Regions from separate parts of the Homo sapiens genome. Here region 1 is linked to region 2. The links are chromatin contacts, found by Hi-C or POLR2A ChIA-PET in ENCODE. All regions are on one chromosome and are shown on one strand. Each heading gives the region's core, a stretch centred on a gene start or an enhancer-like site at or near the end of the contact. The rest is flanking DNA. Distances are from core to core; before and after follow the strand shown.

Evidence for each region. A loop is a pair of places that touch in the nucleus more often than their neighbours do. ChIA-PET counts read pairs that join two places held with the same protein, here RNA polymerase II (POLR2A). Pooled maps may share reads with other maps.
Region 1: a map of gastrocnemius medialis shows a loop between it and region 2 (5-fold over the local background). The contact joins the enhancer-like site here to the promoter of EGFLAM-AS5 in region 2. A Hi-C loop is called at or near these places in 1 of 168 maps with a recorded cell type or tissue (gastrocnemius medialis) and 1 of 50 pooled maps. POLR2A ChIA-PET finds 5 or more read pairs at or near these places in 1 of 52 experiments (Panc1).

What each region holds. Positions count from the first base shown.
Region 1 is chr5:38,163,222-38,169,269 of GRCh38, forward strand. The region is part of intron 2 of LINC02107 (long intergenic non-protein coding RNA 2107); the gene reads left to right. Among named protein-coding and RNA genes, the nearest start is that of LINC02119, 18 kb to the left of the region's middle. Within about 2 kb of position 4,415, at least 3 of the 41 ENCODE cell types and tissues checked have a DNase peak (open chromatin) inside an H3K27ac peak, as active enhancers do; they include gastrocnemius medialis, where a contact is called at or near this core.
Region 2 is chr5:38,465,928-38,471,844 of GRCh38, forward strand. EGFLAM-AS5 (EGFLAM antisense RNA 5) reads right to left here and starts at 2,439. Exons shown (of 2, transcript NR_199676.1): 1 at 2,312-2,439. RefSeq lists enhancers at 339-1,538, 2,906-3,777.

The DNA.
Region 1 (6,048 bases), core at 3,165-5,664, 300 kb before region 2:
TATTTTTAGTAGAGACAAGGTTTCACCATATTGGCCATGCTGGTCTCGAACTCCTGACCTCATGATCTGCCTACCTCGGCTTCCCAAAGTGCTGAGATTACAGGCGTGAGCCATCGTGCCTGGCCAGCTGAGCTAAATTACATGTAATTCCCTTTGTTCCTTCTCAGCGTTGTCACTCTTAGAACACAGCACTATCTCTATTCTTAACTATCTTTTCAAAAACAAGAGTGAAAGAAAGACTTTGTTCTTCACATCTTCCTTTCCCCCTTTTGCCTCGTCTATCAAGTCAGCCATAGGTATTTAGGGCTAGGCAAAACTGGGAAGTGACTGATACATGTTTTCATCATCATTACCCTCTCCCTTCTGTATTTTCTTCCCCTTTGTGGAATCTAGACCTTTAGCCTTCTTAACCGAAACTTTCTCAGAAAGGATAGGATAAATTCATTACACTACAGTGTGAATGACTGATAGGATTTCATGTGCCACCTTTCCCAGGGACAGGCACATTTTAACAGGGGACAAAGAGTTCAATTTGGGAGTCCGATACATGTGAATTTAAATCTCAGGCTGCCTTCTGGTTATGTAATGCTTGGCAAGTAACCTAACCTGTCTTAGCTTCAATTTCCTCATCTCTAAAAAGAGAATAATACTTCAGAGGGTTGTGATGAGGATTAAAAAGATTTGAGACTGTGCCTAACACAGTGCCTGGCACATAGTAAGTGCCTGTTAAATGTTTGCCCCCTTTTCCTCTCACCTCAATGGCAGAATTCATGCATCAGGCAGGGGTAAAAGTTCTTTGGGACATGTTGTTTCAGAAATTTCTCAACAGCACATGGCCTCCTACTTCCTCTACTCCATAGACCAGGCATTGTTGAGGAACACATTGAACTTTTCCCCAGTGAGTCACATTAACACACACATGCTCCAGGACCATGGTCGTGGGATATAGGCATTTCAGGTAGGAAGGCCATGGCTATATTTTACATCGAGGCTTCGTCTGCCCTTTCTTATAAGTCTAAAGCCTCCCCTAAAACACAGGTATGAATTCACAGATTAGCATCTAATCTCCAGTGTACTAAATGTTTGCGTACTGCCAGCATTTTGGAAGAAACAGCTACCTCTTGGTCTTTCTTTCTGCAGAAGTTGAAATGCAGTTCCTCTGAATGAAAAGCTAGAGGTTGCGTTCACTCAGAGTGTGGCTGAAATGCAAATATATTTCAGACTTTGTGCCTTTATCCCAATGCAGTAAAAAGGTGACGACTGTTATTAAAGAACAATGCAAAGCCTTTAATTACCAAGCTTTCAAGGAAGCTTTATGTACTGCTTTGACTTTCATTATCTGTCTTTGTCATCCTTGTAAAATATCCCATTAGACTTTCCACTAAGGCAGAGAAACCAGACTGACAACGGAAACTAAGTTGTTTAATTGTTATTATGTTTCAAAGTTTGAAGTACAGAAATTTTTTTTTGTAATTGTTTCAGGAAAAGAAGCTTGGATTTGAGGACTAGGTTGGGTGAGTTAAGTATTGAAATAAAGCCTGCTGCTGGATCCAAATTCTTATGATATTACAGATCCTGCCCAGTTACAGTAGGATTCTGGCTTCACCTTGACTGTGTGTACAGAGCAGGCTTGAAGCCCCAGTGGTCTTGGTTCAAAGCCTGACTAGGCCAATTACTGAATGGTAGACCTTGGCAAGTTCTGTAATCTCTCCACGTCCCAGTTGCCTCATCAGTAAAATCAGCAGAATGACAGTATCACAAAGTGTCTTTGTGAAGGTTAACAACATACTTATGTAACACACTATCACATCGACCAGAGAAGAGTCAACAAATGCTACTTCCCTTTCTCCTTTATATGCAATCAAAAGTAGTTAGTCCAGAACAGTGACATCTGATGAAATCAAAGTGGGCATCAAGGGCAATGCTGGAAGAAAATCAAAGAGAAGTCATAGTGGGAAAGTGGGAAGATACTGTCCAATGTGTGTGCGTGTGTGTGTGTGTGTGTGTGTAAGCCCCAGTCTTTGAAACTCAAAGTGTTAACTATAAAAATTCCAATACATTTGGATATGTACCTTATAATGAGGGCTGCAAACATGAGTCTCAACACCAGCACAGGCAAGGGGTGCCATTTACTTGGTGTGGCGATGTTAGTTGCCACCAAATGTCATGTTCATAGCAGAGGATTTGATGAGTTAATTCAATCCAAGTCCAGACACTAAATATCTTGCAGAACAAACAACAATGGGTCATGCATTTTTGAGACATGTTTTCTGCACCGCCCCTTTTTTTAAACTAAAGTAGTCTTTCCTGGCTCCTGAACACAAGCTGTCCTCATCTATTTCCTAAGATAATCCATTATAAATTATGACAGGTTCCCCAGATCCTGGCGGCCGGCGCAGCCCAGTGTGCTGCCCAGGTCTCACTTTTCTGTCCTGGTCATCTCCGACAAGTTCCATGCGTGACTGGTCAGGAGACGGCTAATTCCAGTCCACGCATTTTTCAGATGAGCTTCATTTTATTTTTAATTTCCCCACAAATGCACTCCAGGCGCAGATTTCGTCAGTTACAGACATAGCTCTCTAATCTGTGCCGCCCTTCCGTAGCTCATACTACCAAATGAATTAAGGTCCAGTTACATATAAAAGTGATTATGATCAGCGAAATGTCTGCCCAGAGTGGCCTCCCAAAAAAAGGGAAAGATTCGAGGCTCTGACACTCCCCTTTGGCCATCTTAGGGCCATGCACTGTACAATAAAAATGATCCCATCGACAACTTTCTAAAACATACACTGCCTTCAGATTTTACAGCTCCAGGTCCTCTGGCCCCCATGGAACAGATAAACAAATAGCTTTCCTCTGTTGGGGGAAATTATTTGTTTTCTGTCTTCATCCAACGAGATTTCTTTTAGAGAGATCTGATCTCATCCTTGTGAGAGCTTCCTATTTCACCTCTCCAGGCATCTGGCTTTCGCTTGGAGGCAGGCGACTTCTTCCAAATCCTGACATTTGAGGGGCAGGACTGTACGTCATCTTTGGGATTCTGGAAAGGCTCACGGGGCGATTCTCAGGATAGTGTCTGTGTGGACTGTATTTTCCCCTCAAATCAGGAAAGCAGCTCATGGAGTAGGCACTGCATGGAGACTCATAAAGTTAAATCAGACCAGGGAGCAAAGAAATAAAGGCCATCTTCCTCTGTTCTCAGAGTTTCTAATGTAACTCAGGGGCGAGTAAATATTCCTAAGGACACATTTAATTATCGAAAGTTATCTTCTCCATAAGTTAATGGATACAAAGAAGACCAAGAGAACAAGGAGGAATTTAATGGAAAGAGTAATAGAGACAAAGAGGCAGGGGTTTACCACCAAAGAAGTATGTGATCCCGTATACTTCTCTGCCTCTTTCTGGTGCTGGTCCCCACAAATATAAAATCTAGAATATTCTGGACTTCTATGACAAATGGCAAAAGAGTTAGGGGAGATTCGGGAAGCTTTCCTCGTTTCCACCAAGGTTTCTAGAACAATTATTACAAAGCATAACCAGTCTGGGCCCGAGGGGGACAGTGATGTAGTCCTCCCATGAGGCCTCTTACTGGGGATTTTTCCAACCTGCTGTGCAGAGCCCAAAGCTGATGAGGTCAAGTGTGCTCAGCCTTTTGATATGGTTCTCGTTGGGGTGGAACCAAGTCGACAAATGGTCCAAGAATCTCTCCTAGATGTGACCTCTGAACAGAGCCCGAGGTGGGGTGGTGAAGGCGGAGAAATGCTGCCCCACACGGCAGAAGCCAGCCAACGCCTGCTGCCCCACCACCCGCCAGGCCATGGCCCTGCTGCCCTCTGAGACAAGCCGACCTTGGTAGTCACCCAACTTGCGAATCTTTTGAGCTCTTCCTGTCGCCATGCCCCGCCCATCCCATTCCACCCTCTCCTCTTTTTTCTCCTCCCTGGCAGCCACTCTGTTTTCAGATGTTTATCCAGAGTCAGGTCCTCAGTGGCTGTGGTGAGGCCTGGGGGAGGGGAGTGCCCTAAAAGCGGGGTTCCTCTGGGCTTCTAGGGCCCATCACATGGATGCCCACGTGTGTGTGTGTGTGCGTGTGCACATGTGTGCGGGTGTATTTCACTGGTTGACCGTGGTCTGTATCTCTGGCTTGCAATGTCATTAGTCCTAGATGAGCCCATGTTGGATGCCTTTTCTGGGAACACTGGTATCATCTGTGCTCTGAATGCTCCATCTCAGTGGTCTCAATTTGATCAGGATATCCGGATTTTGTAACATCATTTTCTAACTGTTCCTCCGACCCTGATTCCATCCTTCAGAGCTCTGAGGACATGTAACTAGAAGCCACTCCAATTACGCTCCCCCTCTGTGGTGGACCCGTGTCACCTGCCGCCCTGGCATCATCACCCAGGCATGCACTGTCACACTCCCAACCGGAATGTCAGCTTGCTGTTTGAGATTCACACTGACACTCGGTCCCCAGAGGGCTCCTCCTGGAGCCAGGGCGGCCTGTGCTTGGGAACACATAAAAGCACAGGAGTCCCCTCGCTTTTTGGCAGCACTTCAAGCACTAGCCCAATGAAGAGATCTTGACAGCATACTTGTAAACTCCACAGGCCCCAAGGGCTCAAACACCACGATATTTATGCTCACGGGTGGGGAGCCAAAACAGTTGGGTTGTTATGCAGACATGGATCTCTTACCCAGACCAGCATTTCTGACACCTGTTAATTGGCATTTGAAAGAACTGAGTCGAGGCGGGTGGGGGACTCCGGAGCTGCTGCCAACCTGTACCTGAACCGCGGGGAGTCCTGCAAGGTTTTGGCCCCTCCAGCTGGTCAGAGATTCCCTGGAGAGATGAGAAAGTGAGTCCCAGGGTTGGCAGAAAGGATCATCAGAGAAGGAAGAAAATAGGAAGGCGGGTGAGAAGAAAAGTAAGAGACCAAGAGGGAAAGAAAAAACTAGACAGGGTGGGTATTTTTAGATTTGCTAGTGCAGAGCTTTGTGCCTGCAGCACAGGTCCCTGCCTCTGCAGCACCAGTTCTGCTGGCCCAGGGTGGGATATGCCCTTCTTTTCCCCTTCCCCCCTGGGGCAAGAACTCTCACCTGCCTTTGAAGGTTAGAGACCACCTCCTCCAAAGAGCCTTCTCTGAAAACCCCAGACAGCCAATCTCCTCTTCCTTCAGGAGTTCTTATTGTAACGTACAGTTTAGCGCTTCAAACCTTTTTGTGTGTGTCTTGTGTGTCTCCCTGACAATTTCCTCCACACCGCCAACTTTTAACTCCTTGGGGTCATATTAGAGAATTTTTCTGGCCCGCTGTGCCCAGCAGAGTCCTAGTTTCAAAGTAGATTCTCAGTATCCACAGCTGATGGATTGATTTTCCCCCCTCTGGATGTCTTTTTCTCTTTTGGGTTCCAGACCTCCCTGCCTCAATTTCCACTCAATCTGTCCCCACATAGCTTCAAGCTGACTAGCTGGGCTCTGTGAGTCTCCTTCTCTGCACCTGTTTCAAGGTGTGGATGGCCCAGAGTTCGACCTTATGTGAGACTAAGTTTAAATGACATAGTAAAAAGTTTCTATATTTCATTATTAGTGCTCAGAAAATATTCATCAAGTGTCTATTTATGAATTGACTTGTGTTCCAAAAGTTAGCTTGTGTTTTAGTTTGAATCCAGAAGTCTGTAGAAACAACATTATAAATGAATTCCTTCATTCATTCCTTCAACAAATACATCTTGAGCACTACTACAAGCCCTGCACTATTCTATGTGCTGGGAAATCTGCAGGGAACAAAGCACATACAAACCCTTGTCCTCAGGGAGCTTATATCCTGGTCAGGGGAGACAGACAACACACAAAGAAGCAAGTAAAATATATGACATGTCAGATGATCCTAAATGCTAAACGCCATAGAAGGGAATAAAATAGGAAAGCGGAATAAGGTGTCGGACAGGGCTGGGATTGTACAAGAGAGAACTTGGTGTGTTCTAGAACAGCAAGAAGCCAGAGTAGTTCAAGCAGAGTGAGTACTGGGGTGAGGAAAGTACTGGGT
Region 2 (5,917 bases), core at 1,189-3,688:
AAGGGGAGAAGAGTGACGTGATGACAGGGTCAGGGGAGTAGGGATCTGACAGGTGAGAGAGCAGCAGAGTGGAGGGACCCAGGAGGAGCTGGTGACCTGGGAGGCTCAGGGTCAGAGGACAGGGTAAGAGACAGTGTATCCCATGTGGGCTCCTGGGTGTCCTGTTGTCTCTCTATGTGTATCTGCTGTCATGGCCACAATAATGCTGCATAACAAAAATCACAAAACTGCAATGGCATGCAGCAACGAGTGTTTATTCCTCATGCGCCTTAAGTGGTCAGCTTGGCAGCTCTGCCAGTCTTGGTTGGGCTTGACTAGGTGGATCTTCCGGTGTCCGTTGGACTTGCTCACACGTGTCAGGGTTGCTAATTCAGGACAGCCTTGGCTGGGTTGGTGAGGTGGCTTGTGTCTGCTCCGTGTGTTTCTTGTCCTCCTCCTGGGCTAATGGGCTGGCCTGAGCATGCCCTTCTCCTAACAATGGGGGAGGGCACGAGCACGAGAGTAAAGGTGGAAGGCCTTTCACAGCCTCGGCTTGGCACTGCCACACCCCAGTCATCTGTGGATTCAAGAGAGGAAGAAACGGGCCGGCCCCCACGTGACATATGGGCTCTTCTCCAGCATGAGAGAACTACCAAGCTGCCCGGTGGAGGGCATGGACTCAGGAGCAGTGGAAAAGCGTCACTGCTGATGCAATCGGTCTACCCCAGCAAGTCCTACGTCATTCACAGCAGGGTGCAGTAGGGAGGCCGTGACCCCCTGGCCATAGGTCTTCTCCGACCTTCTTTAACCCTTGGGGCTGGAGGCGAGGTCCATGATGTTCTCAGTGCCCAGCCAGGCCAGGCCTGATGCGAGCAGCACCCGCCCTCCCCCATCGCAATGCGGTGCCCTCTCTTCCCCTTGCCCTCCTTCCACATGCTCCCTGACACTTGGCAGCTGGCCCCGTTGCTGTTCTGAGGAGGAGGGACTGGACCGGCTGGAAGATGGGATCTGTGCCTGGCTTTTGGGTAGCCGCTGTGGGGAGAGCATGTTGAAGGCTGGCCAGGCTCTTGGCTGAAGAGAAAGGTTTGGGGTGTCGCCAGGGAGCTCAGAGGCTAACAGCAGTCCCTGTCCTAGGGAGGAAGGATGGAGTGGGGCACGGGATCCTGAAAAGCTTTTCTCCCACAATCAGGGTCTGAGGAAATTCCCCGGAACCTCCCACATGTTCGAAGCAAGGGTGACCGGGTGTGGGGTGAGGATGTCCTTGCTTTTCCTATTAAGATGGCCTCCCATAACCCTGCATGTTCCTGGAGGCCCCACCTCAGGATTTCTCTCAGGAAGGTCTGTGGGGGTCTTCTGTGTCCCCCTTCTGCGGCTGCCCAGGCAGCTGCCCCGGCCTGCCCGCCGCTCTGAAGGCCGTGCCACTCTCCCACCCTGGTATTTGTCTTTCATTTCCTGACCCAGTCCTGCTCCCTTCTCCCGGCCCTCCAACACAAACAGGCCGGCTGGTGTCCACACACAGACTGCCCTGCTGGCACGGGCACTGGCGCTTTCCTGCTGCTGCCCCCTCTCCTTCCTCCCTGCCCACCTCCTCCCCTGGCCCTGCAGGAGCTGCTACCCCCTCCCTGCGTGGGAGGAAGGAGCTCGGAAAAGCGCCCGGAGTTGGAGCTGGCAGGCCCAGGGCTTTCCACTTGGAGGAAACGCTGCATTTTTCACCTTTAACCCAGAAAAATATGGTTCTCAGAAAGCTTGTTTTTAGCACTGTGAGTTCCCAAAGGAGGAAGAATAGGCAGTAGGGGGGCCCCCAGCCTCTCTGAGCTCCGACAGCAACCCCCACCCCAGAAGGCCGTTCTTCCTGGGAGGGAATGACCGAGGGGCAGCCTGCAGAGGCCCAGCTCCGAGAAAATAAAGGCAGAGAATTCCAGCTCCAAGCGGAAAGACAATACTTTAGGAGAGGAGCCTGGACAAGGCATGAGCCGCTTCCCACCTCCTCCCTGCCTCTTCCAGCTCCTGCCCAGTCCAGGAACGCATAGTAGTTGCCCTTGGAGCTGGGGGTCAGTCCGGGCGTGCCCACCACCGCCCAGACCCTTAGCTGAGAAGGGGGTAAGATTAGCTTATCAAAGGCGGGAACGACGTTCTCCAGCACTTTCTCCCTGCAGTGGGGAGAGAGCTGCCAGCATGGAATCAAAATTAGAATCTGAAATCAGGGGTCGTACAGCTTTAGCCCACTCCCACGTTATTTGTCAACATGGAGATGTGGGTCGTCCGACGGTATCCGAACTAGGGACTTATCCGGCACACGCTAAACAGAGAAGGGAAATGTAAGCAGCCCTACCTCAACCATTGTGAGGCCAGAAGTCCCAGGGCTGCCGGCATTTAAGCTGGTGGGTCCCGTGGAAGTGACAGGCTGCCGTAAGGAAGTTCCAGCTTACAGGTGGCTATGTTCGGGCCAGCAAAATGACTAATCCAATGCAACAGCATCAGCTGGCTTCTGGGCTAGGCCCTGTGAGTAACCGCACCGCAACCTCACAGTCAAAGAATGTTCACATATTTGATCTTCATAACAGTCCTCCTCCTATGATGGCTGGAGCAGATGGGCATGGCCTATTTGACTTAGGAAGACAGACACTGGCCACAAAGACTGGGTGACTTGCCCATGGTCCCATCACGAGGACGCAGCCACGATGCTGTCCCGTGGAGCTTTTCTGCCCTCACCCTGACCTCTGGTCAGGTGCAGTCTGCCCAGGGACACCCGCATTGTTGAGGGACATTCTGAGGCTCCCTTGGGTTAGCTGTCGTCTGCAGTATAGTCGTGTAAGTGAGGGAGATTCGGACAAAGGCCATGTCCCAAGAGTCTGCTTGCCAACGCATGCCAGTTTCTCATCACAGCCCTGAATCTGCCTTCTTTCAAAGGCCTTCTGTTGCAGGGACTCTGGGTTGAGCAAATCTGAAAGCAGAAACTAAAGAGCTAGTCCAGCAGGGTGGGATTCAGGCCCCTCTACGGGCAACTGGGTGTAGGTTAAATTCTTTTCCCTTCCCTCCTTTGCTTTCATCTCCACAAATAACCTCCATAACCCTGGGGAGTGGTTGCAAGCTATTTCTGCCCAGCAGCGTGTTCCCCTGGGCCCCTGCCTCGCCCCAGCCAAGCCACGAGCTGAAAGAACAGGGAAGGCAGCTGGGAAAGGCCTCCCCTGCCGCTCCTCTTCTTCCCGCTTGCTCTTGCTGAGGCATCTTTGTCCTAGAAAGTTCGTAGCTCCCAGGAGCACTTGCCATTTCCTGGAAAGACGGGAGAGAGAACATTATGTCTCAGCCCCTGGGAGGATGTCTCTTCTTTTCTATTTATCCATCTTGTCTTTCAGTTTTGCTCAAGATGCAAATGGTGTCCAGAGGCATAGAAATTTCCCAGCATGTGGCATGGCCTCCCCCGATGTCCCAGCTGCTCACCTACAAGCCAGGGCCCAGCCCGGGGCTATGACCTCCCCGAACAGCCTGCTGCCAAGGGGCTGCAGTTCTGACTTGGCTAGGAGAGGACTTGAGTTGGAATGTCTCTTCGAAGGAAGGCCAGGGAGGCTCAAGAAATTTGCCGTTTATACTCACTTAATAACAAAAGTAAGAGGCACCAGGCCAGGGGCTTAGCTAAGGAAAGCCCTGTTAGGAAATTGGCCAAAAGAAAGCGGAGGCAGAGAAAATGGACTATGAGGCAGAGAGAGCTGTGGGAGGAGAGGGGTATGGGGCCGCAGGGGTCGCAAGGCTCAGTGCGTGGTGACTTCCGGCCCTGCCGGTAGCATTCCATGTTCTCACTGAACGTGGGGTTCAGAGAGCAACTGTGGGGGTTCAGAATGAAATGGGGGGCCCTGTCTAATACAGTGGAAAGTGGAACACAAGCCGATTGCTTGTCCAGGTCACATTCACACCACCTCAGAAATGAAAGAAGCCTGGGCGATCTCTGTTCCAGCTCCACACGGGGCTAGAGAGGTAAGAGGATGTGCCCAAGGCTGGGGGCCTTATCCATGTGACTGCCTCTGGCCTGGAAGCTGGGAGCCCTTGGGAGTGGGTTGGGAGGCTTTGGGGGTGGGGAATGGAGGGTGAGGAGCGGATGGCCTGCGGGCCCTCGCAAGGATTACTGTAGTTGCCCCCTCCAGGCACTCGCCCACACAAGGTCGGTTGACATTTCATTGACACTCACTGAGGACGAGCTATTCACAAACCAGCCCCTGGCCAAAGTGCCAGTGAGGATATAAAGGATAGAGAGGACTCAGCTCCCCCTGTCAAGGTGTCGCCTGGGCTGTGGTCTCACCTGAGGCTCACTTGCTCTTTGTTTCTTCAAAGCCAGGGGAGACTTTCTTTAGGCAGGGCCCAGTCCCTCTCATAAGAGGTCTCCTCAATAGGTCGCCCACCCAGGATCATCGCCTATTAACTCCAAGTCAACTGATAAGTAGCCTAATTATGGGAGTGACAACACACCATTTCCACAGTTCCATGCAAGCATCTCGGGGGCCTTCGTAGAGTCCTGCCTACCACAACCCTGATCAACTCTAACTTTCAGTCTCTCCCACCTCCAGATGATACCTCCCCAAAAACCAAGTTCATTTTCCTAAAATGCACCCTCTGTCCTGTGCCATCCCAACTAAAGGCTATGCCACGGTCAGCTGTGTCCCTAAACAATGAGTCAAACACTCATAAGATAAGGGGAGTTCTGTTCTCAGAGAGCATAACCGTACTTAAAAATTCCTATTTATAGTTCCTGAAAATCCTGTGTTCCTGGGGTCCAGGGACCCTTTGCCATGACTAAGGACCTAGGCTGGGGTACAGTTGATGGTGTGGGTGCCCAGGGGGATTGAGGAAATTGTCAGGCAGCTGCCCTTTCCAGTGGCCACTCAGCATGACCCCAAGCAGCCCACAACTTAGAGGAAATAGCAGGGAATCCATGGAACTCTGCATCAGCATCTTTGGTAGCCAGTTACTTATAAAAGACAGTATTTTATGACACAGAAAAGTTGGTTTGGGTGTTTTTGTGTATAAGGTGCCAATGGCTTTTAGTATGAAATTCAGATGTCAAACTAATGCCAAACACTTTTGCTTGACTTTCAAAGTTATCCATTATTTAATGAAAAGTATGAATATAGAAAAATGTCCAGAATACAGAATAGTTCATCCATACATTGGGATTTCATATATCCATGAAAGAGTACCATATATGAAAAGATTTTCAAAATATGTGAAATAAAAATTCAAGTTCCAAAACAGAATCTACAATTCTTTTATATATGCACACATATACATATATATGAATAGACATGTACATATATACACACACATATTCACATAGGAAAATATTTCCGAAAGGATAAAAAGTAAAATGTTGAAAAGACCTAATGCTGCATAAAAAGATTGCGTGGGCCCAGCATGGTGGCTCACCCCTGTAATTCCAGCACTTTGGGACGCTGAGGCAGGCAGATCACGAGGTCAGGAGTTCGAGACCAGCCTGGCCAACATGGTGACACCCCGTCTCTACTAAAAATACAAAAAATTAGCCGGGTTTGGTGGCATCAGTCTGTAGTCCCAGCTACTGGGGAGGCCAAGGCAGGAGAATCGCTTGAACTCCGGGAGGCGGAGGTTGCAGTGAGCCGAGATCACACCACTGCACCCCAGCCTGGGTGACACAGCGAGACTCTGTCTTGGAAAAAAAAAAAAAAGATTGTGTGATTTCTTTTTCTTTTCCATTGATTTTCTAGTTTTTCTTCAGTGAGTATTTTTTGTTCTGTCTACTCAGGATATCACCTCTTTTGGAGGGACTCATCTTTCTCCAACTCTTGTGAAAATGTCCTTTGAATAGAACCTATGTCCAGCCACAGGACTGAACCAGGAATGAGCACATGACAAGCCAGGCCAGAGTGCTCGCCAGATCACTGTGAGGACTCCCCTGATGGCAAGGCCATAA